3 separate regions of the Mus musculus genome follow, and regions 1 and 3 are each linked to region 2. Evidence: chromatin loops called from intact Hi-C (ENCODE). Cell type or tissue: left cerebral cortex. All regions are shown on one strand. Each heading gives the region's core, and the rest is flanking DNA. Links, peaks and the distances in the headings are about the cores only. Region 1 overlaps Afg1l (AFG1 like ATPase). Region 2 holds the start of Nr2e1 (nuclear receptor subfamily 2, group E, member 1). Region 3 has its middle 44 kb from the start of Ostm1.

What was found. Hi-C counts contacts between places; a loop is a spot of excess contacts. Peaks named below come from ENCODE experiments on the same cell type or tissue, not always from the same donor. Only the 100,000 strongest peaks of a DNase experiment are listed, where the experiment ranks them.
Region 1: a loop joins it to region 2, with 2.7 times the contacts of the local background. A loop is called at or near these places in 4 of 42 quality-filtered maps.
Region 3: a loop joins it to region 2, with 4 times the contacts of the local background. A loop is called at or near these places in 18 of 42 quality-filtered maps.

The regions. Positions count from the first base shown.
Region 1 is chr10:42,412,163-42,422,195 of GRCm38, forward strand. Afg1l (AFG1 like ATPase) reads right to left here. Exons shown (of 13, transcript NM_145743.2): 6 at 3,387-3,486. Among named protein-coding and RNA genes, the nearest start is that of Afg1l, 61 kb to the right of the region's middle. In left cerebral cortex, for the core only: no CTCF peak of the experiment used is centred there; a DNase peak (open chromatin) is centred at 5,634; H3K27ac peaks cover 1,025 bases.
Region 2 is chr10:42,578,995-42,589,027 of GRCm38, forward strand. Nr2e1 (nuclear receptor subfamily 2, group E, member 1) reads right to left here and starts at 4,596. Exons shown (of 9, transcript NM_152229.3): 1 at 3,888-4,596. The coding sequence starts at 3,912. Gm38491 (predicted gene, 38491) reads left to right here and starts at 4,798. Exons shown (of 2, transcript NR_169130.1): 1 at 4,798-4,872; 2 at 4,986-6,829. In left cerebral cortex, for the core only: a CTCF peak has its summit at 4,801; DNase peaks (open chromatin) are centred at 1,058, 3,505, 4,181, 4,436 and 4 more places; H3K4me3 peaks cover 4,444 bases; H3K27ac peaks cover 1,441 bases.
Region 3 is chr10:42,629,556-42,639,588 of GRCm38, forward strand. No RefSeq gene overlaps it. Among named protein-coding and RNA genes, the nearest start is that of Ostm1, 44 kb to the right of the region's middle. In left cerebral cortex, for the core only: a CTCF peak has its summit at 7,890; DNase peaks (open chromatin) are centred at 1,617, 3,099, 3,162, 3,235 and 2 more places; H3K4me3 peaks cover 1,602 bases.

The sequences.
Region 1 (10,033 bases), core at 717-8,716, 170 kb before region 2:
TCAGCCTCCTGGGTAATAGGATTACAGGTGTAATGCCACCATGCCTTAGTGTCAAAGCATTAAGCTATTTGATCCCAGCACTCAGAAGCAGAGACAAGAAGACCACAAGTTGGAAGCCAGCCCAGAGCTAGGAGGTGGTGGTACACATCATTAACCCCAGCACTGGGATGCAGAGACTAGCCTGATCTATAGAGTGAGTTCCAGGAGAGCCAGAGGCCCTGTCATGGAAGAAAGAAAGAGAGAGAGAGAGAGAGAGAGAGAGAGAGAGAGAGAGAGAGAGAGAAAGGAAGGAAGGAAGGAAGGAAGGAAGGAAGGAAGGAAGGAAGGAAGGAAGGAAGGAAGGAAGGAAGAAAAGCAAGCTTGAGCTAGGTAGTAAGTTGTTTCAGGCTAGCCAAAACTACATAGTGACACCTTATCTACAGACAGACCGACAGGCAGACAGATGGACAGACGGATGGACGGGCAAGCAGACGGGTGGATGGATGGATGGATGGATGATGGATTATGGATGGATAGATGGATGGATGGATAGATAGCCTATTAAGATGACTTTCTTCTGCCAGTGGAGAGATTCTAGAGCTATGGAGAAACGGGCTGTCAGTTGACTAGAGTTCAACTGCTGCAACTCTGCATCTTGAATTCCCTTTGGGTCTTCTCAGAAGAGCAATTCCAGCTCACGTTCAGCACACTACCTGACAGCCCAGGGACCCTGTTCATGCCTCCCTCAGCCTCTCCCTGTGACTGCCTGCCTTGCTTTGCCACAATTCCAAGCACTGCCTTCCTTCAGCAATCTTGCTAGAACTTCCTAGATTGTTCTAGCACCTTGCTACTTATGAGCATAGCATTATCGCTGTGCAAAGATGATCCTGACAGCACTGTTAGATCAGTCATAGTAGAGGCAGACATCAGTCTCACTTAGCTGAACAATCTAGTATTTGTATGTGTATGGTGTTACCTGCATATGCATGTGGGGGAGGGGGTGTGCACTAAAATACATACATTTGTATCATTTGTCTTCCTCTATTACTCTTGTTTTAGTGACTGGTCTACTGCTGTGGAGAGACACCATGACCAAGGCAACTCTTGTAAGGGAAAGCATTCATCTGGGGGCTTGCTTAGAGTTTCAGAGGCTTAGTCCATTGCATGGCAGGAAGGGTGGTAACATGCAGACATGCGTAGTGCTGGAGCAGTAGCTGAGAGTTTTAAATCCTGAACTATAGGCAATGGGGAGAAAAAGAGAGACTCTGGGTCTAGTGTGGGCTTTGGAAACCTCAAAGCCCACCCACAGTGGCACACCTCCTTCAACAAGGCCACACCCTGTAATCCTTTAACTCTGAAACAAACATCCAAATATGCAAGCCGGGGCTGTGCAACCGGCATTATCACCCAAACTATCACAGCAATCAATGCCCCCCTTTCTTTTTTTTTTTTTTTTTTAAGACAGGGTCTCACCAGGTTGCCTTGGCTAGTCTGGAAGTCTGTATATAGAGTAGGCTGGCCTTGAACTTACAGAAATCCCCCTGCCTCTGCCTCCCTGAGATGCCCAAACAGTAATTTTCTTTTTTAAAGAAGCTCCTGTGTGAGTCTCCCTGCCCCCGTGGACTGTCAACCCTTCAGTGCACATGGGCAGAGGGAACAGTGACACTGAGTGTGGAGGAGAGGGGTTCAGAAGCCCTGTGAGTAGGTATGGCGAATGACCACACGGGACTGATTGTCAGTAGACAGATCAACTTATCTTAGGGTGATTCAAGGCTTTGGGGAACTGAGGGTAGGGACATCCAAGATGGGCAATGGTCATAGGTCATTAGCATGGGGAAGCATTTCAGGAATCCCAGGCGCTGGCTGAACAGGTTTGTCAGGAGAAAAGAAATTAATCCTATAAACTAATTGAGGCTATGTGATATTCCTTAGGTAGAGGTGAGTGTGGGGGCTTAGAACCCCCCAGACAGGGTCAGAGAAGGAGAAACCTGTTAACAAGAAGTCCTCCATTATTTGCCAAGTCCCAGAAGGCTACCTGTCAATGGTAGACTTCAACCTTAATTAGCAGAGTTTCTCGCACTTTTTTTTTAAGATTTATTTTTATGAGTACACCATAGCTGTCTTCATGCACACCAGAAGCGGGCATCGGATCCCATTACAGATGGTTCTGAGCCACCATGTGGTTGCTAGGGATTGAACTCAGAACTTCTAGAAGAGCAGTCAGTAAGTACTATCAACCTCTGAGCCACCCTCCAGCCCTTTCCCACACTCTTGAAGGACGAGAAGATAGCCCAGTGGTAGACTGCTTGCTTGGTTGCCGTGTTTTTATTCCCTATGAACCAGTCCATCAGTAAGCCCTGTTGGCTTGGCCTATAATAGAAACAGCACCTGAGCATTTCTTACCACAGCTCCGTCTCCTCTGAGTGCTGTGACAGACTCCTCAGTCCTTACTCCCAGTCTCAAACACTCAGCCCTGCAATCCATTCTGCACTGCAGCCAGAGAATCTTGCAGAAATGCAGACATTCTACATTCAATCTGAGGCCGCTTACTGAGATCCATCCATGTGTTAGGCACTCTGAGAGAACACACTCACACCCACACACGGAGATAAAAGATGCCAATTGATCAGTGCTCTCACAAAGCTTCTGGACAGACAATGAGTGGAAAAGACAATAAAGAAATCAACTATGGTGGGACATACGAGCCATGTGAGGAGAGAGAGAAGGGCAAACAGTAGTGCCACGGGGTAAGAGGGCGGGGCTGTGCAATCGGCAGACAGGCCTAGGGCCCTCTGGAAAGGTACTTCTGAGCAGATCTGACCGTCCCCTGTGAAACATTATTTTGGAATCCTCACCTTTAACTGACCACATGATGAGCTATAAAAAGAAAATACAAGATTTGAAATGTGTTACATTTGTCTAACCAGTACTTGTATTTTAATTCTTAAATGCTTTCCTAATAAGCCACAAGTGCCTTTTTAGAAATGATAAATTAAGTGAAGTAGAAAAAAAAAAACTACTCATGAGAGTGGGTTTCATCTTTTTCTAAAATTTAATTAAGAGTTTTTCATTTCATTGGGCTTTCTTTTATGGCATAAAAAGCAGATGAAAAGACTTATGTTTTTATATGTACGCATCACATGTCTAGTGTTGGGGGAACCATACCCAACATGGGAATCAACTAGGCTCAGCTTGCTTAAAAAAAAAAAAAACAAACAAACAAAAAACAGAAATATTTTTAAATGTGAATCCCGACTAATTTTTCAGATTGAGCCTGGTCTAACACCAAGGGTAGGCGAAAGCAGCAGATCTACAAGCCCAAGAAAATTACTACAGAAATGTGAGCTTTTGAAAGCTCCCTAAGTCTCCATCTAATTGGATGGGGAGCGCTCACTATGTTCCGTTACCTTCCGGTGGTCTGTTGGATGTTGCCACAACGACGACCCCGTTTTTGAACAGATTTTCAAAAAGCTGTTTCAGAATCATGGCGTCGGCGATGTCAGTGACCTGTGGACGACAACACATTTGTTTTATTTCCATTTCACTTCTGCTCTAACAAATTTGCTAATGGCTCCTCTTTTTTTTTTTTTTTTTTTTTTTTGGTAAGACGGAAGTGAATTCCGAGAGAAAAAATTCTAATTATCGTCCTGAGAGAAAAAGTAGATAATTAAAAGCATGAAAGGCCATCGAACAGTCTTTTAAACTCACACATCCTGTGCTACAAGTCAATCATTCCACCCAGATTATCAAGTGGTTCTATGCTAACTTCTTCATCAAGCACACGTAGGAAACATAGGAAAGTATCCGGAGCATTTAGGAAATCCAATTAATTAGAGCATGAGCAACTCTCTCCTAATCCTACCACCCCCTTCCAACACACACACACACACACACACACACACACACACACACACACACAGAGGCAAGGGAGTAAGAATAACAACGTTAAAATATACAGGATATTTGCAATTCCTAATACCTTTCTGGCAAAGGTCCCTGGAAAGGTGACTTTTAATGGTCATGGGACTTCAGAAATAAGGACAAGTAGCCAGTGAGACATAATCAGCTGCTGTTGAAAATAGAATGATATGACATAGATACTATTGTGCAATTGTTGCACAAAACAATTCAACAGATGGCCCATCACAGAAATAAGCAATTTCATTGTTCTTTTTAAGTGCCTTCTATTACTGTCCATGAATAATCCAAAGGCACTGCAGTCACTTCCAGCATGCCAGCCTCTGCTAACCTTCCAAACACAAATATTCCTGCTAAAGAAAAAAAGAAAAAAAAATAGAAATAAATCCATCCCTAACCAGGATGCTTGGTACAGTGCTTTAAAACAGCCTCTGGCAAAACAAGGAACGCATCATGCAGATTAAACAAGGCATAAAAGAGGGCAGGCGAAACTACGTGAGACAACAGAAACACAGCTACTCGTCTCCTCTAAAATTATTTCTTCTTCAAATCCATAATCAAAAAGTCCACTTATCGGCCACTTTTAAAAGAGGCTGTCACAGTTCACAAAGAAATCAGCAATCAGGGGGCAAACTCTACACACAGCCTAACGCTGGATGAAGACAGGCTGACCGCTGCGGCTGCTGAATGGTCCTTAGATACTCGGGAGAGCAGTACTTGGACTTTCTTTACCAGCACATCTCAAGAACCCGCTCGTTACACTTGCCTCACGTGTACTACTTACTAACGCCTCGCCTTTTTAAATTACTCCCTGGTACAGGATACAGAAACACATGGGAATCTCCCTATTTGATCAGGAAACGACAGGTTACCAACTGACCCCATGTAACACAGCCCCTCAAACCTGAGCTGCACAAGCCTAGCCTGCTTCTCTCTTCCTGCCCAGGACCTTCCTGATGGTGAAGATTTTTCCACCTACCTGAACCAAAGGAAACCTGGAGGGACAGTGAGACAGCAGGGGTTCTTTTTGTCTCAAGCAATGACTTTAAAACATATAACCTAAGAGAAACTGCTGGAAATGCCTTCCTGGAACTTCAAGTGCTCTCTGAAGAAGAAAGAGACTAAGGGGCTCAGTGGGAGCTCAGGATCACGGACAAATTTTGCTCTCACAAAAACATTCATAGAGAAGGTCCTTTTCAAATGCTTAAACACCAGTGGCATTTCTGATGAGGGGACAGAACGAGCTTGCAAAATTCAGCAGGAACTGAATGAACTTTTAAATTCCGTTTTGAAGCCAGGTCTAGCTTTCTCCATACATTTAGTTTACAGTGAAAATCAATGAAATGTGACTCAATATTGGAAAACAAAGGCCGTCCTTTGACGACGTCCACAGTGCTTTTTGGAACAAAAAAAGGAAAAACAGCTTTTGTGCCCCGAGGTTCAGAGCAGAATATTCGGCTGGTTACACGTTACAAAAGCTTAAACCAGAAATGGATGAAACAGACAGACAGTCAGGGTTTGTGGTCGAGTTCCACTTAGCTGTTTTTACATTATAGGGTGTTATTGTGCTAGCTGAGAAAATTAACTTGGAGGCGCTATGACTAATTAATAAAGCAGGAGTCACCCAGTGCAGCTGGATGCCAGTGTAGACTCTTTGATCCTGGCCCTGCACTTGTCCCGCCTTGCTGGGGAACAGTAATTTTACAGTGTAAGTGAACAGAAGACAATTGGCCCCACATTCTTGGAGAGCTGGGGTGTTCAGCGCCCAGCATTTCATTACCATCCGGAACAAAAGACAAGGCTACAGATTACCAATAAGGGTAGTCTGCGAGCAGAGAGTGGGGACATTGCATTACAGAGAAGAGATCTTCATGACCTAGAGTTGCCTTCCATCCTGACGCACTTAAAAAAAAAAAAAAGTAACTCATTTCCATGTGTAAGTGCTTGCGTCTCAGTCACCCACTGATTGGTACCACGCCACGGAGTGACTGACAAACATAAGCATGCATTATCAGTAATTAGTATTAGCACAAAAACAAGCACCTACTTTTTATTAGCAGTTTTTAATGCACTCCTGCTTTGTAAAAAAAAAATGGCTAACAGCATCTGTTGAAGGATATTGATACTTTACGGAGAATTTACACAGAGGTCTGCTCATCAAAATGCTTTTTAAAAAATACTACATTAGGAAGGCATGTCTTCCCTCAGGAATCTGAAGTCCTCAGAATCATAAGCAGTTTAGCGTATTCAAAGACTAAGTAAGTGGTTTAACAGGTAACATATTCAAAGACAATACAATAAATATTTGAAAGAAAATCTTAAGAACAGGGTATTCTTTTATTTCAGCATCTAAAACACACTTAAGGAAAAGAAAAAAATAAAGCCTATGCAGACACATCCCTCAGCCAAGCTAAGCAGCATGTCTGCATGTCACACTTGGTAAGGATGACGACGAGAGAATTTGCACTGCAAAATCTGAGCTAAATCCTGCTGAGACAGCACCTTAAACCCTCCTTAAATTCAGGAGCACAGGTAGACGGGCCCTTGCTTCTAAGCAGCAATAATTTCCATTTATCTCCTTATAAAATAGGCACCACATTCATTCCCTCCACCCCAAAGGCCAATCACAAGGACCGAAACCAGCAACACTAATGAATGACAGGGTTCAGTTTTAAGAGGGAAGTAGCAGCTGCAGATACACTGGCACTAAGAATAAAGCTCCAAAAAATTCTCTCTTAATAAATCCAGCAAGTGTCATACTAGGTTTAAGGCTGACTAAATTAAAACATCGACCAAAACCACGCCTTACGAGATATTTAAACACATGATACAAGACTTTGTATACTAAGGAAAATACATAACTTAGCTGCTCCAAGTCGGGGCAAGGATGCTGGATTTAAGCTGCATTACCTCTATGCCCATCAATTTGTCACATCACCTCTCTGGCCATTTCCTCATCGATATAATGAAAGCAGCAACAATACTTAGTTGTAAAGCTTTAGTAAGACATATGTTAAAGTCTCAAGAAACATTAGCTAGGGTTAATATATATATATATATATGTTATATACACTCCATAGTAGTAACACATTGCTATATAGACTCTTGATTGTAAACGGAAGGATAGATATCACGTACAATACATAGGCATTAGGATTGGCAGTTAAGAGTAATTCTTGTTAATCTAGAGGACCCCAGCTCAGTTCCCAGAACCCAGGCAAGGAAGCTCATAGCTGCCTATAACTCCAGCTCCAGGGGATCCATGATTCCTTCTTACAGTCAACCAATTTATGTGCATACATGTATACAATTAAAACTAAAATAAAGCTTTTGTTTAGAAGGAGGAGAAGGAGGAGGAGGAGAAAAAGAAGAAGGGGAAGAGGAAGAAGAAGGAGAAGAAGGAGAAGAAGAGGAGGAGGAGGAGGAGGAGGAGGAGGAAGAAGATGATGATGATCATAGAGGCCAGACAGGATGGAGCATACTTTGAATCCCTGCATTCAGGAGGCAGAGGCAAATAGATCTGTGTGAGTTTGAAGCCAGCCTGGTCTACAAAACAAGTTCCAGAAGAGTCAGAGCTACATAGAGAGGCCTTGTCACAACAAAACAAAAACAAACAACAAAAACACATAAGCACATAGAAAACACCCAGTAAACATCACCCAACAGTACCCAACAGTATGGGACATACATAAGGAGCTGAGACGCAGCCTGTGGCGGAGTTGTCTAGCATGCAAGAGGCCTTACTGACCATCTCTAGCACCCCTAAAAACAACAACAAAAAGATAAAGACTATATATGACAGATTGAATGTAACATCCCAATAAATAAATAAGCAATACCTCAAACATTTCATAAAAGACTAATTTAACTAGTAAGTAAACAATTGAGAAAATTTATATTGATGCACAAATAATATAAATCAATAAGATACCATTTGCATCTATTAACAATTAAAAATTATCAGAAAATTCAAGACATTGACAGGAGAAAATGTGGGCTGAAGTTTAAGTTTTGGGGATCAACAATACTGATTTTGCTTGAGAGGTGCTAGACACAAAGGTAGTAATGTTTATTAGGGACTGCTGTAAGCAAAGCTTACTGGGCCATTCTGGTGGGGTTCTGGAAGACCAGGACGACAAAACATGGACAGTAAGGACTGTTCATGAGGTTTAGGCAAAAAGGACCCCATGTGGGAAATGAGCTAGAGGCTGTTTGTGTTAGAGTCTGGCAAGAATGCAATATGATCTGCTCATGTCCTGAAATGTTCATATTGAAGTGAGGCTGACTTCAAAGCCAGTGGGCGTTTAATTTGTTGTAGGGAAAAAAGTTAACCCAGCCTAGCATTCAACTGTGGCACGGTTATTGTTTGATGCCGGGTTTATAGTGAGAAATCAGCAAAAAAAAAAAAAAACAGAGGCAGATGTAAGAGATAAAAGCTAGGTTCAACTAGGCAAAGAAAAGAATGTGAGCGCATTTAAAGCCGTGGACGAGGGGCTGGATTGACGCTCAACGAAGAGCAGTTGCTGCTCTTGCAGAGACCAGGTTTAGTTCCTACCATCCATGCGGCAGCTTACAACCATCCATAACTGCAGTTCCAGGAAACCTGGTACCCTCTGCAAGCACCAGGCACACATGCAGTGGACTTAAATGCATGCAGGCAAACACTCATTCACTTAAAATAAAAATAAATCTTTTTTAAAAAAACAGCAGGGGAGGCTGAAGGGATAGCTCAATGGTTGAGCACCGGCTGGGGTTTCTGAAGACAGCTATAAATCTTTAAAAAAAAAAAATGTCACCACAGAAATGCAAAGGAATTGTGAATGTGTTTTCAATTTCAAGAAGTCTTCAGCTAGCCAGGCGTGGCAGCGCACGCCTTTAATCCCAGTACTCGGAAGGCAGAGGCAGGTGGATTTCTGAGTTCGAGACCAGCCTGGTCAACAAAGTGAGTTCCAGGACAGCCAGGGCTACACAGAGAAACCCTGTTTTGAAAACAACAACAACAAAAAAAAAAAAAAAAAACTAGATACAGGGCTGGAGAGATGGCTCAGTGGTTATGAGCACTAGTTGCTCTTCCAAAGAACCCAGTTTGATTCCCACACCCACATGGCAGTTCACAACAGCCTGTAATTCCTGTTCCAGATGATATGATGCTCTCTGCTCTCTTCTGGCTTCTGTGAACAATGTACACACATGGTGCACAGACATACCAGCAGGCAAACTACTCATACAACTAAAATAAAAATTCATACATACATACATACACACACACACATATATATACACATACATACATACACACACACACACACACACATATACACATACATACATACATACATATACACACACACACATATATATACACATACATACATACATATACACATACTATAAGATTCAGGGAGCTGAGGAGATGGCTTGGTGGTTAGGAATGCTTAATAGTCTTACAGAGGGCTTAAGTCATCGCTCATCACTCCTAACGGGCTCTTACAACTGCCTATAACTCTAGTTTCCAAGGATCTGGTGTCCTCTGGCCTTGGTGGCCTTCTATAAACACATGGTACATATAAACTCATGTAGGCAAACACATTTCATTTTTATGAAATGAAATAAATATAATATGATATAAATACACGCAGACTTTGTTCACTACAACATATTTATTTCAGTCTTTGAATTTTAAAAGGAACAAAGTTAAAACATCTTCAAGTTCCCAAAGGTGTCATAGGCTCAGACACTGTGCTCACTGGGCCTAATGGGTGCATCAGGCCTACTAGCTATGGAGGCTTTTCAGGACCGAGTGCTTCGCACATCCACAGTGCAGTGGCCCCTGAGTTTCCTTAGTGTTGCCTTTCCAAAGCTCTCATCCATAGGAACACGACAATTACCTCTCTGAATGTTTTTAACTTCATTTTTTTTTTTTCTGAGACAGGGTTTCTCTGTATAGCCCTGGCTGCCCTGGAACTCACTTTGTAGACTAGGCTGGCCTCAAACTCAGAAATCCGCCTGCCTCTGTCTCCTGAGTGCTGGGATTAAAGGCGTGCGCCACCACGCCCAGCTAACATCATATTTTTAAAGTTAAAGGTAACAGCTCTTTTTAAATTTATGTTTCTTTCTTTGTGTATTTTTTTATTAT
Region 2 (10,033 bases), core at 931-8,930:
AGAGCAGAGATAGCCAAATGGTGGCTTTCTAGTTGGGGTAGACAGAGGTAGTCACCTCTCCCCCTTTACCCCCAAGTCCTTTCCGCCGAAACATCGGTCTCTTCCCTTCACCACTTCGTGGTGGTGGCATCTTCTGCATTTTTTTTTTTCTGCTGCTGGAGGAAAGGGGAGTTGTTTTTGTTTTTTGTTTTTTTCTTTTGACTGGCTCTAATTTGTCTGGGATTGCTACCCACGCAGGAGAACTTTGCATGGGCTCTCCAAGCCTGGCGGCCTTTGGGAAGAGGGCACTAAGAAGGGGTGCGTGTTTTCTCTCAGGCGTGAGTCCAACAAGTGCCTGAATCAAGCTACTGACGAGGACACATTTCCGTAAACAATGGGAATATTTATAAAACGTGTTAACATTATCATTAAAAAAATACAGTCAACAACAATTAACACCTGATTTTCCCATCACTCCGGGTCAAAGGCATTCCAACTCCGGACCAGGCTATCTCCGGCCTCGTGGGAACCCCACAGCAGCTCCGGGAGCACCCAGATTGGGGGCGGGAGAGGCAGCAGTGGGAAGCTGAGCCAACGGAGCTGGGGAGGTGAGGGCGCTGTCTGCGGAGGCCCCGAGGCGAGGGAACCCCGAGGCGCCTGAGGTGGCTTGCACTCCGGGCTCTGGCCTCCTCTTCCTCAGGTGGAGGGGGGAGTGCGGGGGGCCCGGCAAGGGGAGGTCGGTAAGGACCCGGCTCAGCCCGGGTAATTACAACCCCGCCGCAGCACCTGCCTATAGAGCCACCAGTGACCCGTCAAAAAGAGTAGCATGGGAATTCGGACGGCGACAAAGGCTGGCGGGGGAGGCGTTCGGCGTTGCGGCCACCGCCTCGGCGCCCCCTCTCCCGCAGGGCAAGAGCGGAGATTGTGTTGGGGAAGGGAGGGGCTGGGGTGAATCAAGTGTAGTTCTTGTCCTTCACCCCCTGGGGCCTGTCACTACTCCCCAAACAACTCACGGTCGCGCCTGGACTGCGCGGCCACCAGCTCTGCTGCACAGCACTCCCTGTGGAAACAGAACGCAGAGCTCAGATCTTCCAAAGTTCTCCTCCCTCTGGGTCGCTTGGGGCCCCCTATTAAGGGCTCAGGAGCACTGTCGCCCCAGCTGCCCTTCTCGTCCCGGCAGCACTGAGGGTGAGCCCGAAGGGGAAGCAGTGGCGGGCCGCTTACCCAGGCTTCCCATCCAGATTGGAGCCTACGGTCACTAATTTCTGGAGAAGACGAGCTCAAGGTGGATGACCCTTTTCTGGCTCATTGGTCAGGATGCCGGATTGTCACCACTTGGGCTTGCTGCTCGGCCTTAAGGGCTGACTTCCCCATCCAAGCAAAGGAGAGCCAGAGAGAGAGCTGGGTTGGGGCGGGGCACAGAAGGGAGGGAAGCGAAAATTCCAGGGCATAGAGGGTCGACGCCTCCGACTCCACCAACCAGCCACGTTAAGGTGACTTGGGGTCACAGACAAGCTGGTTGACTGCGGCGTAGCTCTTCTCTTTTAGCAAGCCGAGCGAACTCAGATGTGAGTCGAGCGAGTTTCCTGAGGCTGGAAAACGGTTCTTAACTTCCCTCCCCAGGGGGTCCCCTCAGGGCTTTTTGTGGGTCATAATTGCCTAAAGATATATGGCAGCTTCGATTACTGTAATTACCATCAGAGGCTGTTGAAAGAAGTTAGTCTGGGCTGCAAGGGTGACTGGTCAGGGTCTTGGTACCACCCAGGCGGGAATCCGGGTAACAAGGCTCTGTTCTCCAGCCAGCCAAGTAAGATGAAGCCCTCCCTGCCTCGAGACTGGCCCCACTGCTCTCAGAGCCCCCTCACTGCCTGGACCGCAGGGCCACAGAATTTCCGCTGGCCACAGCCTGGGTCTGAAAACCTGGATGAAGCGGCACTTTTTGCAGGGTCTGCTCCCTCACCCAGAGAGCAAAATTTTCAAAGCCATCGGGCACTGACTGGAGTCTCCAGGCCTTCAAGGGCAATCTCCAAGGCTTGATAAGCTAGAAAACTCAACTTTCCCCAGAAATTGCCTTCTCACGTCATGTGCCCACCCTGACTCCCAAGTCCAGAGTCTGCCAGCCAGCATCTGTCTTGTTCACAGGGCTGGGGTGCTGAGCTGAACGCCTAGCTTCGCACCCACCCCTTCCCTCTTCTCCGAGGACCCACTTTTCAAGTTCCATGGAAGCTTCGAGCTTCAAATCTCAAGAGACAGGTTTGGCTGTTCCAGGGTGAACGTGCCAGGGAGGCCTCCCAGGCCCTTCAACCTCGGTGTTGCCTGGCATGCAGGTTTGTAATGCAGCAGGAAGGGTCTCCTGTTTCTCTTGGGAAAGATACTCACCCAGAATTATTATTATTATTATTATTATTATTATTATTATTATTATTATTATTATTATTTCTGAGCCTGCACTACTTTCCAGAGCTCAGAACAGCCAGGGCAAGGATAGGCCAAGGCTAATGGAAGCCGTGGTCCTGCCCAAGTGTCAGTTGTGCACTGAAGCTGTGGTGAAGTTTCCTTCCCTGGGCCCTATCTCTGACCGTTTTCCCTTTCTTTCTTTCTTTCTTTCTTTCTTTCTTTCTTTCTTTCTTTCTTTCTTTCTTTCTTTCTTTCTTTCTTTCTTCCTTCCTTCCTTCCTTCCTTCCTTCCTTCGTTTTTTTTTTTTTGACGTTCACTTTACTCTAGTTTTTAAACTCAGCACCCAAATCAAAACAAGCGCACAAAATGAAAACACAAGCCACTTCTTACGGGGGCGAGAGGTGGAGGCGGGAACTGCATCCATCCTAAGTGAGACTTCATTATCAGTCCCCAGAAGTAACCAAGACTCTTCCAACTTTCAAAGACCCTGGACAATGAGGGCGAGTGAAGGGGGAGGGGGCGGGAAGGAACTCACAGAGAGCGCCAAAAATGTTATGGGGGGGGGGGGGGACTACACCGGTGGCTAGCGAGTTTCAGGGTGTGCGCACTATACACAGACCCTAGAACTCCCAGCCTCCGGCCTGTGGAAGGCGGGAACTGGAAAGCCCCGGGGAGACCGTTGTACCGCGTAGGCGCCCACCACGCCGGCTCAGGCCTACGCACTCCGAGGGTCTGCAGATTCTGTGCTCGCACACGCCCAGCTGCCCTGCACTTCTGCCTGTCTTTGGAGGTCAACAGAGATCAGTTGCAGCAGTGCGGTCTATGGGAGAGGAAGCTGGAAGAAGAAGCGTCCGGAGTGAGCAGGCCGCAGACTCCTGTCGGTGCTGGGCTCCCGCTCCGAAAGTCCTTGGGATTAGGGATTTGGTCCTCTCTTTGCTAGACTGGCTCGCCATACTTTACATTCCCCAGTTATGACCTACGCGGATTTAGGATTAAGGAAAATGTGACTTTTAAATGGTTTCTGCTTCCCGGTTTTGCAGGATTATTTGAAATAGCTGGAAACGGAGTGCAAAGCATTCCATTCGAAATCCGCTTTTTGCAGAGTTGCTTTTGCGCGCTGCAAGCTCTGAGTTTTTGAGCGGCTGCGTTATTGTGCGGCCGCCTGGAGCTGCGGCCCAGTTCCCGCCCCTGGCTCACCCCTCCCACCTTCGGCACCTGCAGCTAAATAGAAACAGCAGGCTGGACCGGTGGGCTGCCACGGGTCGCAACCTTCCTGATACACCGGGGAGACCCGGAAGAGCTAGCATCCAGAAGCAACGAAATTGCTCTCCCAGTTGCACGAAACGCTCCAACGCAACAGTCTAAGAGAGCTAGGCCAACGGACATACAAGCCCGAGAGAGTATTACTCTGGGGCTCAAATTCAGAGCTCTCAGAAGGACCATCCCGGCCTCCCAGCCTGCCCTCCCCAGGCCACGCGCCAGGACCCCGCGGCTGCCCGAGCGGTACCCACTTGTTGATCCGGCGGGCTTGCTCATGCTGGCGGTCCCGGGGCGCAGCGGTTGGTGGGCACTGCCGGATTCCCGACCCACGGCGCCCACGTCGCCGCCGGCCGCCGCCGCTCTCCAGCCGCCCTCCAGCCTGCGAGGCTCCCGGGCGGGACAGACAGGTGGCTATTGGTTGTGCGCTGCCCTGCTCTCCCCGGCGCTCAGAATTCGTTCCACAGTGGAAATGTAAGCATCCTTAAGTTTCTTTCCCGGCTCTAGCAAAACTGCAGCTGCTGGGGATGCGGCTTGATGTGGACACAGTCTTGAACAGACAGATGGAGAGATGGACAGGCAGGCTGAAGAGGGAGGACAGCGCGAGGGGAATATGGAAGGACAGAGATGGAGACACGGAAATGGTCTTCCTACGGAGCAACGAAGGCGAACTTCCCCTCGTTCCCCATGCTTGGTACTGCTTCCAATCTCTCCCTCCACACAGGCGTGCAGAGTGGGCAGCTCTCTGCAGACTGCAGATCTTCTGTGGAAAGGCGAAAATCACAGCCGCAGTCTCAGAGGCAGATTAAGCTCCTCGCTGCCGGAGCCCCGGCGCCGAGAGGGGAAACTAGATTGCTGGGAGATCTTCCAAGGGGAGAGGTGGCCAGATCCGAGTTTCCGGGGACAGCCGCGCACGCAGCGGCGAAGGGTCCCCGAAGTTCATTACCCTGTGACTTTGTGCCTGTCGCTGCGGGCCGGGTCTCTGGTAATATCTCCAGTAGCGCTCTGACAGGCAGCCGCGGGGAGGGGAATAGGGCGTCCCTGGCCCACTTAGCTTTTCCCCCAACTCCTGGCGGGGTCTGACGTCAGCCATGTGCGGGGAGGAGATGGGAAGAGGGAGGGGGTTAAATGCTAATGATATTAATGAACCTCCAAGCGGCTTCCAAAGAAAATGCAAGCGCTCTCGGAGCTGACGAGTTGAGAGTGAATACGGGCAAGCGGCTCCGTGCGTGCGTGATGGTGAGGACGGAGCCGCTCTTGTAATAAAAAAAATATGAATTTTTATATTTCACGGGAAGGGAGGAGGGGAGGGGTGGTGGGGCTCTCTCAAAACGCTTTTCCCCTCTCTCCAGAATGCCAGACAGATAGATTCGTGGAAGATATTGGGTAGCTGTGTCTGTGTATGATTGTGTGCGCCCGGACATGGCCATGTGAGTTGGTTCATTGTTGGTCTCGCGCCCCTTCTGTTGGGTAAAACTTGGATCTGGCCCGAGGTGAGTAATTTATTCATTTTGCAACTATCTATGGAAAGCCAGAGCTGAGGTCGCGGTGCGCGGTCTTGGGGACTGGGCTGGGATCTTGCGGTCCCTCGGCCTCGGCGTGACGGCTTTGGGCACCGCCGCGGGGAGGGCTTCGCCAGCTTCTTGCAAACAAAACCGGCCAACCCGGAGCTGGCGGCGTCCCTCTCGCCTCCATTGCGTGTACTGAGCAGCTGAGAGGCAAAGCCTCAAAGCCTTCCCTCCTGCGGTTGGTCCCCAGCGGGCGTCGCTGGCTTACCCCTGCAGGCCTGGGGACTCTGGAGAGCTCCGCCACCTTCCTCCCCAGCCGGGTCGCCTACCCGAAATCCTAGAGCTCTCTGGCATCTTGGTCGTGGCGCGGCGCGGGGACAGCGCGCGCCGAGGGAGCCTTGATCTCCGATCTCTAAGAGATTAATTCTATTTAAGCTCCCTCCGCCGCTTGAACTTGTCGAACAAGAGCTTGCCAGCCTCTCCTCGGGGCGTGGGCCCGGCCGGGGGTCAGAGGTCGCGCCTCCAGCTCTCCAGACCGAATTGGAGGCTGGGGGCTGGCGAGCTGTGGACAGCGCTCCTCCTGGTCGCTAGCCCACCCTTCCCGCAGCTCCCTCCTCACCTGGCCGCAGTGCCTGTTGGAGTCTCCCGTGTGACTGCCTGGCCCTGCAGATCCAAGGACCGGGTCCCAACTCGAAAGGGCTGTATGCTCCTGTCTCAGGCCTCAGCACGTGAAAGCAACTTTTCCCGGATTGCCCGAGCCTGGGAGGCAAGGAACCAAGAGCAGCACACACAGCAACTACCAGGCTTAGGGCCAGGCCACTTGGAACAACCGAGAGGCGGGTGATCGTGTCCCATACCACCTCTCCTTTATGGTCTTTCAAACAAGGGCGAGTATAGGGTAAGCTGGGGATTTTTAGATGACAAGGAGGGAAAATTAACATTTTTTTTTTGACAGTCAACTTGGGCTGCCAGCGAGCCCTGCTCGCGGCACAGCTCAAACTCGAACTCAGTGCAAAGAGAGGAGAGGCATTTCCGGCTAGGGTTTTAGAGACAGGGTGCCAGGCTCGGCTTTTGGTCCTCGGGTCTAACTCTTGCCAGAGATCCAATTGATGCTGCTGTGGCAGACACCACCATCGCGATGTGGAGGCAGAAGGGGGGTGCTTGGTCAAGGACAAAGGACTTCAAGTGGAACTAATTTGCCGTGGGCAAAGATGTGGGCAAGTGGTGGTGGGAACTAAACACGGACTTGTCTTCAGGGAGAAGTTTAAGGATTTGTGGACAGGAAGAGAACTAGGGATGTTTCAGGTGCCCAGTCTGGAAGGTAGAAGGACTTGGCTGCTCTGGATTCCAAACAACTCTCGACTCCTCCTGCAGTGCCTGCTGACTCATTTACAGACACCAAAACTTGTGAAAAATACTCCCAAACTCACACAGTTGTCCCCCAAACAAAATTGGAATGTTCTTTCTCCAGCCACTAACTAACTCTTAATCGAACTAGGTGCCAAGAAGCCCACTAAACAGACACGGGTGCACACACCCCACCCCCACTCCACACCGAGAGAACGATCCAATTCTGGCAAAAGCCACAAGGGGCTACCCACCCCGCAGCATATGCGTTCTGTATTCTGGGCGCCCGACTGTAATTATCCGCGCGTTTTGCATAATTCACAATACAGTTCTGAAATCATCGTGATGACTTTCTGGCATGATTGGTTCGGTGGTAAAGGCAGCAACTAGCTCCAGAATAGGCTGGCGTGCTTAGGATTCTACAGCCCCTAGATGCGCAGAGAAGCCCAAGGGCTGCCTGGCCTCTGCTCGAGCCAACCAGCTGAAGGCCACAGGGACCCTGGTTCGAAACTTTGAAAAACTGAAGCTAATTGGGACACGGCTCAAAGAAAAATCTTTAGCAGAGCAAAGACTGACTTCATTTCCCATCCACTGGCCTCAACACGCTGCCCGCCTCATAGGAGGTGCCACAGAATGTGGGAAAGAAAGAAGTCCTTGGCAGACTTCCCAAGGGGCCTACCAGAGGCACAGCGAGGCAACCAGGAGATGGGAAATCAGATCCTGCCCATCTAGCTGTGTAACCTTAGGCAAGCGACTAGACCTCTCTGACCCTCAGACTGTTATCTAAAAAAAAAAAAAAAAAAAAAATTGTGCCTTTGTTTAATTCCAGTTTCCAAAGTTCTCCCTATGAGACTCCTAAGGAGAACAATTGATAAAAGCAAGTGCCATCTATCTTTAACAGACACAAAGATACATTTTTAGGTTGGCAAAAGGGAAAAGCCAAATCCAGAGGTCCTCTGCACTGTTTGTCTGTTTGCTTTCATGACATGGTCCCCCTGTGTATCTGGTTATCCAGGAACTCACTATGGAGTAAAGCAGGCTGGCTTCTTCCTATCCACAGAGATCCTCCTGCCTCTGCCCACTGCGTGCTGGGATTAAAGGTGCCTACTTCCCCCTCACCTCTTCTGAGTCTGCTGCCTCAACCTCAGCTAAAGCCTGCAACCCTAGCCAGGTTCGTTTCATTGAAGGATGACTCCATTTTGATTCAGGGGGAAAATTCATGCAACAATAATTAGCACCCAACATGTGAGGCCTGGGGATGTGGATTAATGGTATGGCCCCTTCCTTACTCAGAGAGACTGGGAGTGGGTATGGACACATAGCAATAGTGGTTTGGGGCACTGCATTTAAGAGTTTGGTTCTGCATTTAAGAGTACTTGTTGCTGTAGCAGAGGACTTGAGTTTGAATCCTTGAACTCTAGTGGAAGCTCGCAACCATCTGTCACTACAGTCTGGAGATCTGACGCCCTCTTCTGGCCTCCGTGGACACCTGCCCTGCATGTGATGTACATGTGTATACATGCAAAACACCCATGTACATAAAACAGTGTTTTAAAATTTGAGACAGGGTTTCCTCTGTGTAGCCTTGGCTGTGCCAGAACTTGCCCTGTAGACTATGCTGGCCTCTCACAGAGATCCACTTGCTTGTGTTTCCTGAGCGCTGGGACTGAGAGGTGTGTGCTGGCTAAAACAGCATTTTTAAAATGTTTTAGATTGAGGTCAATGCAGGAGACACTTGGAAAGTATACAGAGGTTCCCAGATCAGTGAGCAGCATTGTGGGTTACACACAGATCCTGGAAAGTTGGTCTTGGACTGAGTGCATACTCTGTGCAGCTTCTGAGACCGGTTCTTACAGGTCTTTCCTCTGTCCAGACAGTTTAAAGCAGTGCTTCAATTCATGTTAACCAGGCTGTGTGAGAGGCAGGTGAGGGGACCCTTCTAAGTCCCCGGGGAGGTGTGTGTGAGGGGGGACAACTGTTTGTGATGCTTGTTCTGCCCTTCACTGGCTTCCCTCAAAGGATGCCATAGCCTCCTTTCCCTGCCTCTCTCCCTTGCTACTAAATGGAAAAGACCTAAAGAGCGGAGGGGAGGGGAGGGGAGGGGAGTGGAGGGGAGGGGAGGGGAGGGGAAGGGAGGGGAGGGGAGGGGAAGGCAGTAAGCTCGCTGTGGAACTCAGCCCCTTCTTTCTTTACATGCTAGTTTGCATGAGGGAGAAACACGCTTTTCAGTTACTTCTAAGTGTATTGCCAGACAGCCCCTGGCTATGGCTTGCCCAGTAGGTGGATCATAGGGCAGAGTCCCGACAGGTAATGACAGGTAATAGGGGTCCAGTAAGATTCTGCTAAGTGGCAGAACTAGTACCAGCCTTGCTTCTGATTCTTCAGTTCTTCCAAGAGCCTCTTCACACATTGCTTGGCTGCTGACCATACTCAGCAAAAAACCACAGAGAACAATCCAGAAAGCAATTCCAGCTCCTCCAGAAGACAATGGACACTGAGCTGCAGACTTTTCTTAGCACAATGCAGGACAGCGCTGCTGAGAGTTAGTTGTCCGTTATAAATCCTGTCTCTGTACTTACACACACATACACACCCCACTGAGCAGAAGAAATTCAATTCTAGAGTCAAAGAGGAGAGACTTCTGGAGTCTCACTGCATCTTGCGCTAACACTCAAATAGAAGTGTCTGCCCTGCTGGGCTGTGGTGGCCCACACCTTTAATCCCAGCACTCAGGAGGCTGAGGCAGGTGGATCTCTGAATTGGAGGCCAGCCTAGTCTAAAGAGCAAGTTTCAGGACAGCTAGCATTATGAAGATAAACCCTGTCTTGAAAAACAAACTAGGAGGAGGAGGAGGAGGAGGAGGAGGAGGAGGAGGAGGAGGAGGCAGCAGCAGCAAAAGCTACCCAGCCCGCTGTGAGCTTAGCTCTAGTGGGGCTTACATAAGTGGGATGTGTAAGTGAACCTGTTTGCTTGGCATCACAAAGCCCCCACACTCGGTGGGACAGTGTTGGGTGAAAAGGTATAGGGATAGGTTGGGGTCCCTAAGTCTCAGGAGGCACAACAGAAGCTGACTTTCTGAAACAAAAGACTGTCTAAGGGATTCCAAACGAGACCTCTTCCTGGGAGATGCTGGGCACCCATCCTCCTTTGCCCCTTCAGTTCCTATAAGTTACCCGATCAGTTTGGTTTTCTTGTAATGCCCAGACTCTCAGAGCACACAAAAGAAAGGACCACAGTACACATTCATTTTTACTGATGAGGACACCGGGACCCTTCAAACAAACAAACAAACAAAACCCTGTCCTTAGTCACCCATCTGAAAATACAGACCACACAAGAATCCTGGTCTCTTGATGCTCCTTAATATCTATTGCATAGCAGGAAGCCACCCCACACCGCCTAAAAAGGCTTCTCGGAGCTCCAATTAAAGGAGCCTCGCTGGATTCCCAAGGAAGGCCTGGGACTTAGGAGCAGTGGCGTGTGCATCCTGAACCTGAAGAGACAGAACGCCGTCTCTGTGACCTCAGCCTCCTTCCCTCACACTC
Region 3 (10,033 bases), core at 1,276-9,275, 51 kb after region 2:
TCAGATACTGGAAACAGGAGTGAGAGACACAAAGAGGCAAGGAGTGTGCCACTGCTTTCCAGAACAGCAAGGGACAAACAGCTCTTTATTGCGGCAAGTACTACCCAGCATCCTTGCCTAGCTCCACAGCCTGTCCTGAGTCTGTCCTTTGCCCTCTCACCAGCCTGCCTCGGCTCTACCTACCCTAGGCTTTGCTTGGTTTCTCTACATGTCTCTTCTTGGGGTCTCTGCACCCTGGGATGGCTTCAGGAAAGTGTCTCTTGGGAAAGCAGGGCAGTGGAGTTAGGGTGGAAATTGACAGACAAGAGTTGGGGATGCGCTTCGAGGAGTAGCTGGGGAAGTTTCGTAGGAATGGGGAAATGGGCTGGTAAGATTAGATTGCTCAGTGGGTAGGGATGCCTGACAACTGGAGTTCCAGTCCCTAGGACCTTCGTGGTGGAAGGAGAGAACTGACTCCCCGGTGTGCAGGAACCCTTCTAAGCCCTTAGAGCTGAGCTTACCTAGGGCAATAAAGAACAGGAGCCTGCAGGGAAGCTCAATGGGTAGATGCACTTGCTGCCAGGCCTGACAACCCAGAGTTTGATCCCTAGGTCTGATTGGTGGGAGGAGAGAGCCGACTCCTGCAAGTTGTCCTCTGACCTACACATACACTCTTACAAGTGCGCGCGCACACACACACACACACACACACACACACACACAAACTGATACATATGTGTAACAAAAACATTTTTCTTAATTAGAAGAGACAGACAGAAAAACAGACAGAAAAACAGACAGACAGACAGACAGTCCCAGAAACTGGGAGGACATGATCTGCTGGAGTGAAGAGATTTTCCTTGGGAACCTGGCTCAAGTTGCTTCTCTGGGCTTCAGAATTTGTGAAATACTTTATTCCTTGAAGTTCAGGTGCTTAGAGAGCAGCACACCTAGAGAGGAGGAACTCCTAGGAGATAGCCCAGGCAGCTGCTAGGGTGGGCAGATAGGGGCTCTTCAGAACCTGGATGTGTGTGTGGGGTGTTGTGTGTGTGTGTGTGTTGGGGGGGACTAGAAGCCAAGGGCTAAAGGTTCAGTGCCGTCCAGGGAGGCATTGGTGGCCTACCAAGGCCAGGTCAAATCCCTCTGCAATATTACAGGACAATCTGACCTCACTTCTAGCCTGACTTCAAGTACCCACTGCAGGGGAGAAGGCTGGAGTGGCCAGCAGTGGGGAAGGCCAGGAGGGATGCTTTCAGAGAGTGGGGGAGGGGAAGAGCTGCGGGCTCTCTTTGGATTGCCCAAGTGTCAGAACAAGCCCCTCATGCGGGTTTTTTTTTTCCCTCTAGTGACCCCATTCTGCCCCATGGATGTCACTTTTTCTTCTTGTTCCTTTCTTTCTTCGAGCTGCTGGGGAGAAGAGAGTCTAGGGAGGTGGGTAGGAGCATTTTTTTTTTTTCACACGAGCCCTCAGAATTACAGTTCACAAACTATTCAGTAAACTGACCGGCCTCAACCTCCCCTTCAGCGGCCTAATCTAAGGGGTGGATCTACGTGTTTTGTTGCCTGTCAGGAACAATCGCAGCGCGGCCCATTACATTTACAGCACGTCGCCCTTTAATTGGTGTAACACGCCGAGGCCTGAAAGAGAAGGGGCCTACAAAGGCAGCGTGAATGAGCCCCGACTCACACAAAAACACTCTGCAGAAGTTCAGAGCTGGCCACTAACAAGGAGGTAGGGAGTTAGTTTGAAAAGAGGGTGAAGTTCAGAAATGTGTACCTTGAGAAGCGTCCCATCAAAGCAATGGTCGCATTGACAAGCTGCAAAGAAAAAAGTTAAACCATCAGTGCGGACCTGCCTTGCTGGGTTTCTTCTTGCACTTGAGGAGGGCCCAGGAGAGGGGCCCTCTTCCTCCTGCGCCCCCCCCCCCCAGGCTCGCTGCTTCTCTCCTCCAGAGAGTTGGATTTTTTGATGTTGTTGTTGTTTTTGTTTTTTGTTTTTTAAAAAGCTGGAATGATAAACATACCTTCCACCCCTCGACTGAGATATTTTATTTTAAAAAATACCTGAATTTTCATTTTAGCAGATCCCACGAGGCTATGGGAACAGCGGGTTGTTCTCGCACCCCTGTTTGTGCTCCTTTCTCGTTTTTTTTTTTCTGGGGCGACATCCTCCGTTGTGGGGCTCAGGGAGGGCGAGGGGGAAGGTGTTTGCTAATGCTCTGTGGGAAATGCTTTGCCCGTGGGTGGACTCCCGCAATGGCAGAGGGCGTTTGCGCGCGCCCTTTAGAAGCGTTTGGCTCGGTCCGATGCGGCCTGGAGATATTTTGTTGCTGTCCAGGGGAAGGAGGACGCCGCTTTCCCTCCTTCTCTCTGCCTTACCCAGAGAAGACCCCTGAGTGTGGAAGAGCGCGTTCCCACTGTGCAAAAATGTGGCATGCTTAGAACAAACTGTCGGTGCGTGCAAAGGCCAGGGGTGAGGGTTAGGGTGGCTAGGTGGTACCTCAGTTGTGTCCTCCCTCCCGTGCCCCTATCTCTGAGATGACCTGGCTCCTCAAAATACCTTCTGGGTTCCACAGGCCTGAAATCACCCAAAAGTGGTGGTGCCGCGGTGGGTCTCCCTAGCCACCCTCTCCTGCTCCCTGATCCTGGTTTAAGACTGTGGGGGCTCAGTCCCTCGCCTGCTCTGGCGGGACACCTCGGCGCCCCGCTCCTCTGGGGAGCTCCCTAGCGCCCCGAGTCCCCCCCCACCCCGCCTCCGCGCCGCCCCACACTCTTCGCCTTTGTCTTGCAACCGGACCCCCGCCCCTCCGGCCGCTCCTGTGAACTGCCTGCCCCGTGCGAAGGCGGGGGTACTTTTCAATGCAGCGCCGCAGCTCCCTCCAGATTTGTAATCCGCCAAAAAGCCGCTGATTGCTGCAATCGTTACTTTTCATTAAAAAAACTTAGAAGCAATTTGGGAGAGCCCTTCTCAATGAATACATTTACCCCCGAACGGTCTTTATTCTCCGACTCCACTTGATGAGTTTCTCTGGCGAATCCGTTCTTACAGGCACAGAATGGGCAATCCCTTGATCCCCGTCAATTGTCATCCCGAGTCGGGGCCACTTTGACCGCCAATAGTGGGGAAGTCAGAGCTAATCCTCAGAAGGAATCACGGGAAAAGAAAAGCAACAATAACCAAGTCAAGCGTAAAAAATGAAAGAGAAATCTCTATTATCACTCAGTACATTTCCCAGCTATGTACTGAAAAAATCAGCTCGCTTGTCATTCGAGTCAGACACCCGCAGAAGAATATGGGGTCGTGGTGGGTTGGTAGACTCACACGACGTCAGGAGAGATGTTTGAGAGCGAAAGGCCTCTCCTCTGCTTCTGCCAAATCCCCCTCACATCCGCCATGACCATTAAATACAGACTGACTTTATTCTGTATGGGGAGGCCCAGGGGTGGCTGGCGAGGGAGCCCCCAACTGTGCACAGATACAAAAAAAAAAAAAGAAAAAAAAAAAAGAAAACCCTTGCAGAGCGGGGTGGGGGGAGTGTGGAAGCCAAGGATACACAACTCTCCCGCCCCTCCCGCTAGGGCCGGCTTGGCGACTGTCCCCCTCAAGGGCGCATGTGCTCTGTGCACGCGCTGCTGGTCCCCGGGTCCTGGCCGGTGTCAGGGCAGCTCAGGCCAGACCTGAGGGAGTAAGCCAACACGGCCATTTCCCACGCCGACACCTACAGTACTCAACACTGGCCTAGGCGCCCATTGCTGGGGCTGGGCTGGGGACAAAGTTCTCAAATGGCCGAGGTCAAGCGGGTTCCAGCCCAGGCGCGGCCAGAGCATCTCGGGAGGGATCGCTTTAACAGCTCCAAAGAGCTCCCAGATCAAGGTGCGAGGACCATGACCAGTATCACCTTGGGTAGCTGGCCTAGGAAGGAGGCGAAAAGCTCAAAGGGCCTGGGTCTGACCGCACCTTGTGGGTGCAGAGAAAAGTCTTTTGGTTTTTGGAGTGCCCAAACTTTACTTTCAGTTTCTCAGTAGGTGCAAGGAACCTCCTGCAGCCTAAAGGTTACTCTGCCTTTCCCAGAAGCTCCCGGGTGGAGGGCACTTCCTCTTCTCTTAGCTGGACCTGGAGGAGTCTGAGAGGTACGGCTGCAGCTGGAGTTGCCGCTCAGTGTTTGGGGTCACCCTAGTCAACCAAACCCGCCCTTGATGCCTGAAGCCTTATTCATCTGGGGAACCGCTCGGACCTGTCACTTCCCACACCCACCACATTACATGTGTTTAAGTTACATACATCACTCCCAAGCACAGCCTATTCATATCATATATTCAGAAAAACCTGTTCATGCGGTAACAAACTTCTAAACATACTACACAAGAGCTGGCCTCATCTGCACGAGTATACACACGCACGCGCGCGCGCGCGCACACACACACACACACACACACACACACACATACACGCTGAGCCTGTACACTACTGCAACACTAGCTGTGCATTATGGTCCCCAGGGTGTCCAGACTGAGTGTCTTTGGGCTTTGGCTGAGGGATCTAGACCTCCTCTGGGGTTCCCCACTGGGGCGAGTGCCTGGAACTTCTCTGAGGGCCTTCTGTGCTCAGTCTCTTCACCTGCTAGACTGGTAGAGTCGGGCCTGTTCAGGAGCTCCTCAGACCAGATCAGAGATCACACCAAGACCTATGTGGTAGGCCAGCTCACATAGGCACCAAATACTGGCCAAATGACCCTTTAAGGGAGGTGGACAGGATGCCCTCCAGTGGACGCAGGAATGAAGGTCTGAGATGCAGAGAGTAGAAGATAAACCCCCAAGGATCCCCATCCCTGCCGTGCTGAGTAAGGAGGAAGGTGGAGTGAGCCTGGCTGATACCTACAAAGGACATTCAATCCTACCCAGACTCTCACAAACGAACCTACACTTGGTCCGTGGTCTGGAAAGGGTGCTTGCGGAGAGGGCGACACTCTGCAGTCCTAATTAGTGATTTTTGTCCCCTTGTTACTGGGCTCAGCATCTCATGCAAATGAGCTTCTCATTTCAGCCACATTACCCCAGCTCCAGAATTAACTGACTCTTATCTTTAATGATATGCTGCTGAACTTCTCCCAGCCCGGCTAGCTTTTTATCTTGATTACTCTAATCAATAAGAAATGATAGAGTAGAATTATAAACTCTATTGGCTTTTAAATGTTGCCGACAAGCCCTCTAGATGCCATTCCTGTTCATTGTTATTTATTAAAATGATCCTTAGGATAAAGGCGGATGCAAATACAGAGTAGGACAAGGGGAAAGAGTCTGGGGACCAGTCCCAGCCAGTCCCTGACACCCCACCCCCCACCCTCCGCCCCAGCCCCAGGGAAGAGTCCATGCTGTTTGGGCTTGAAAGGATAAAAAAGATATTTTATTAAAGCTTTATAAAGAAAATTGCCCCTTTGAAGTATTCAGAGAAACAGAAAAACAAATTTAAAAGCACGAACCTCCCCCCCATCCCCACCCCCGCCCGGTCCCAAATGGTATTAGAGGTGAAAGCTTTGAGATACAGTCTCATTCTGGGAGGAGGTGGTATGCTGGTGGAAGCCCTACTCAAAGCTGTACACAGTGTCGGGGAGCGTGTATGTACAATTTCAAGCAGGCGGATCAACTTGACTATCCTACCACTTCTGGGAGGAGAGGGGGCGGAATCTCTTTTAAGTCTGCAGACGGTACTTTCTCCTCGAGTTGGTGGGTGGGCTGTTGGCTAGAACCTGAAGGTGACTGGACGATGTTTTGGGGTTTCTAGTTGTCTGGTACCAGGTGCTAGTGAGTTGAGTCTCGGAGCTCAACTCACTAGCGTTAGCAAGTCTCAAGATTCCGGACTCCATCAGGCCCAATTTGAGCGGCTTGGTCTGTGTTCCCCCCCCCCCTCCCCCAGCAACCTGGTTTTGGCTAAAACAGTCTTCCTTCTTTGCTCACTGAAAGACCTGTGAGGGCCCAAGGGGATAGGGAATGTCGCTCCACCCGCATACTACCCTCCACCACCCCCACCCCCACCCCCGTTCCCCCAGAGCGCAAACATACACTGGGAATTTGGTTTCGGGGCGTTTGCGAAGGGCCAGAGGTTGCGGAGAACACAGGCGGTCTCAACTCATCAGTCCTGGGCGGTTCTCACTAGCTTTCTTTTAGAGGCTATTCTGCACCAGGCACTAGGGACCATAGGCCACTCTTCGGAGATCAGGGACTTTTTTTTCCACTTTGGCTGAACCGGTCTGGACTTCCGATGGCGTCTCGAGATCCCTAGCACTCAGAACCCAAAAGGTCTAGCGGGGTGGGGGATGGAGGGCGGGGGGGGGGGGAGAGGCGTGCGCACAGCCCTGGACTCCGAGGGACTTGCTGCGGGGCGAGCAGTAGCCCAGGGGGCCCACCCTGCTGTCTACGCTCCTCCGCCGGGCCCGAGCTCCCCACTCTTGCCCTCAGCTTACCACCTACTCCGCCTCGGGTTTGCAGATTCCTCGCTGGGCGTCCCCCCCCCCTCCCCCGACCCCCGCCACCCCCAGCACATCTCCTGGAGCACGCTGGCGCTGCGACCCCGCGGGGCGGGGAAGTTGCGCGGGAACCCACGGCCAGCAACCTGCCGACGCGTGGTGAAGACTGGGCGCTCGGAGAGGACAGCCACGCAAACTCCAATCCTCGCCAAGGCCGTGGTCGAGGCGCCAAGGGAAGAGTTGGAAATCGCGAGCGAGCTAGGCCTTTTTTTTTTTTTTTTTAAATGACACATGGGGGAAGGGCTGAATGTTTCAAAAATCATGTAAAATTTCTGTTCTTAGCAACATCCTTGTTATTAGGAATGATGACTAAACCGGCAGGATTATTCTGGACTGTAAGTTATCAAGAGCCCACTAATTTCACATTAAAGCCCATTGACTGCAACGGCGTGATTGAAGGGTTTTTAACAATTAACATAATCAGAAAATGAGCTGAGATAATTTTTATTCAACTCATTACTTTTTAATCATGTATTTCTTTTAATTAATATCTTCTCCGTGAACATAACACAAAGCAGAGCACCAGTGCTGGCCCAAGCCAGCACTTCGGGACTGAATTTGACACAAGCAAATATTTCACCAGTAGCATTCATCGCATTTCCATTGTGGTGTGGGGGAAACAGAAAAAGCTTGTCCAAAAGTCACCGTGTTGTTTTGAAACACAATTTAAAGGGGTGGGGGGCGTTGGGAACGCACAAACCGGAACACGCTTTTAATTCGACTTGACTTTTACATTTGGGCGCCTCTCTTGGTTGGCGGCCAGAGGGATTCAAATGCGAAGAGACACACAGGAAGAAGAAAGACTTCTGAGGAGGGGTTACTGGTCCTGGGTCCTCAGTGAAGCAGGATGTAGTTGCACGCATCCAGGGCAGCCATCCGTTGGTGCGGTGACCCGAGGCCACGTCGGATGGAAATGGTCTAAACCCGAGGAGTTCCGGTTCCGCTAGACACCACCACTTTCTCACCCAATGGCCTTGGTTTGACCCATGAAAGGCCAGTTCCTCCCCTCCCCTAGTCTAGACTGAAGTGGGCTGAACTATTAGGCTTTCTATAAGAATCCTGTCCCCCTGCCCTCGTCCCCAGTCCAAGGTATTCGCTTTGCGTTGGATAATAAGGTTTCCTGATATGCCCAACCAGGTTGACTTAATTCAATACAAACGACTTGATCCAATCCAAACATCTTATATGTGTAGGGAACTGGCGTTGTCGGTGACACAGGCCGGGGCCAACTTCCCTTTTGTCGACCCTCCTTCTCCACTCACCAAACTCGGACTCTCACACCATCTCTGACACCTCCAGAAAGGGATATCGTGGGCTAAGATCGCTTCCAAAGTGGGATCTGTATTCGCCTCTGAAAAAGAAAGAACGCGACCCCTGGTGGAAGAAAATGGAAGTTCAAGAATTTAAGGACAAGAATTTCGTCGCCATCGTGGGTAGAGGAGAGGCTACTTAAGGAAAAGTACTATGTGAGACAGTGAAATGGAGGTGGCATCCCGGAGGTGGCTTTCAGGTGGAGAGCGCAGGGGCAAATGCTGACCAGGCACAGTCCTCTTAGGCCCCGGGGTCCTCCCTCAGCCCTGCGGTCTGGCTAATGTGGGGTCAGGCTGTCTTATCCCTCAACAGCTCAGTAGTTACAGAAAACTGATGAAGGTTTTTGTTGGTTGACCCCACCTTTTGCTTGACTGCTCCAGAGAGCATCCAAAGTCCAGAATCTTCCTTGGTTTTCTTCTAAACAGGCCTCTCCCTCTATCATTTTGATATCTCTGTCTTCAGTAGGTGATGGCACCCCTTCCCACCTTTGAAATGGGTCTCATGCATGAGGCTATCGGCAGACTCACGCTGTTGCCGAGGATGGCTTTTGTGCGTGCCAGGCAAACATTCTACCAAATGAGATACAAATCCAGCCCAGGGGATAGACTAAGGCAAAACCTCAATTTACTAAGGAGATTGCCGCTTTGAATGGAAGCCTCGCTCCTCTGGTATTGATTTGCTTAAGGAGGATCAGGGTACGGGTCTGAGTCTGAGTATAAGCATGAGGAAGACGTGGAGGAGAGGAGCCCTTCGTGCCTCTGTTCATGCCCAGGGCCGAACAATTAACCAGGAGATAAAGCTAGCTCCTCACTGATTACCTTGTCACTGTTGACCCAGAGAAGGCACTTCAGGCTAATCAAGGAAGGGCAAGGGGTGACATTTATTTCCTTGCTCTATTTTATTTTATTTATTTTTGTTTTGAGATCTGACTATGTAGACCTGGTTGACCTGTAACACACTATGTAGACCAGGCTGGTTTTGAACCCATAGAGTTCACCCTGCCTCTTCCTCCAGAGTGCTGGGACTAAAGTTGTGCACGGCTATGCCAGGCCTCATTTTATTTTTTGAGATAGGGTCTCACTATGTAGTCCTAGCTGGCCTAGTCTGTGTAGCCCAGGTTGGCCTTGAACAGGTCACTGGCGTGAGCTACCACAGCTAGCTCTTCCTTGACAACCCCCACCGTGTGTGTGTGTGTGTGTGTGTGTGTGTGTGTGTGTGTGTGTGTCTACTTTTGTCTGTCCATCCTCTGTCTGTAGTCCAGAGAACAAACTGGGTTCCCAAGAGCCAGTTGCTTTTCTATTGCTGTGTTAAGATCAGGGACGGTTATAGAAGAAAGAGGTTATTTGGGGCTTACAGTTTCAAGAGGTTGGTTAGAGTCTATGATCCTTGTGACAGGGAACATAGCCACAGGCAGGCATGACACTAGACCAGCAACTGAATTACATCTCAGTCCACAGACATGAAGCAGAGAGAATCAGCTGAGAATGGTGTGGACTTTGGAAACTTAAAAGCTTGCTCAGTGACACACCTCCTCCACCAAGACTACACCTTCCAAACCTTCCCAAACAGCTCCACCAACTGGGGACAGTCTACTCAAATGTGCGAGCCTGCGAGAAACACTCTCATCTGAGCCGCCACGGCCCTGGTTAAGTAGGTTAGGCCAGCTATCCAGTGAGCCCCAGTGATCACCTGCCTCTGTTTCCACAGCCACCTAACCTAAGAGGCTGCCCATGGCCCCTATGCTGGCCTTAAGCTAGCTATGTATCTAGGATAACCTTAAACGCCTGACTCTCCTACCTTCCAAGAGCTTGGATTACAGGTATGCGCAACTGCAGCTAGCTCCTCTCTGGCAAGTTTCAAAAGTGATTGGTTTCTTTTCCAGCTTAAAAAAATTTTATCTATCTATCTATCTATCTATCTATCTATCTATCTATCTATCTATCTATCTATCTATGTGAGTACACTGTAGCTGTACAGATGGTTGTGAGCCTTCATGTGGTTGTTGGGAATTGAATTTTTAGGACCTCTGCTCACTCTGGTCAATCCCGCGGCCCCGCTTGCTCTGGTCTGCTCCGCTCGTTCAGGCCCAAAGATTTATTTATTATTATACATAAGTACACTGTATCTGACTTCAGAATACAGGGCGTCATTACGGGTGGTTGTGAGTCACCATGTGGTTGCTGGGATTTGAACTCAGGACCTTCAGAAGAGCAGTCAGT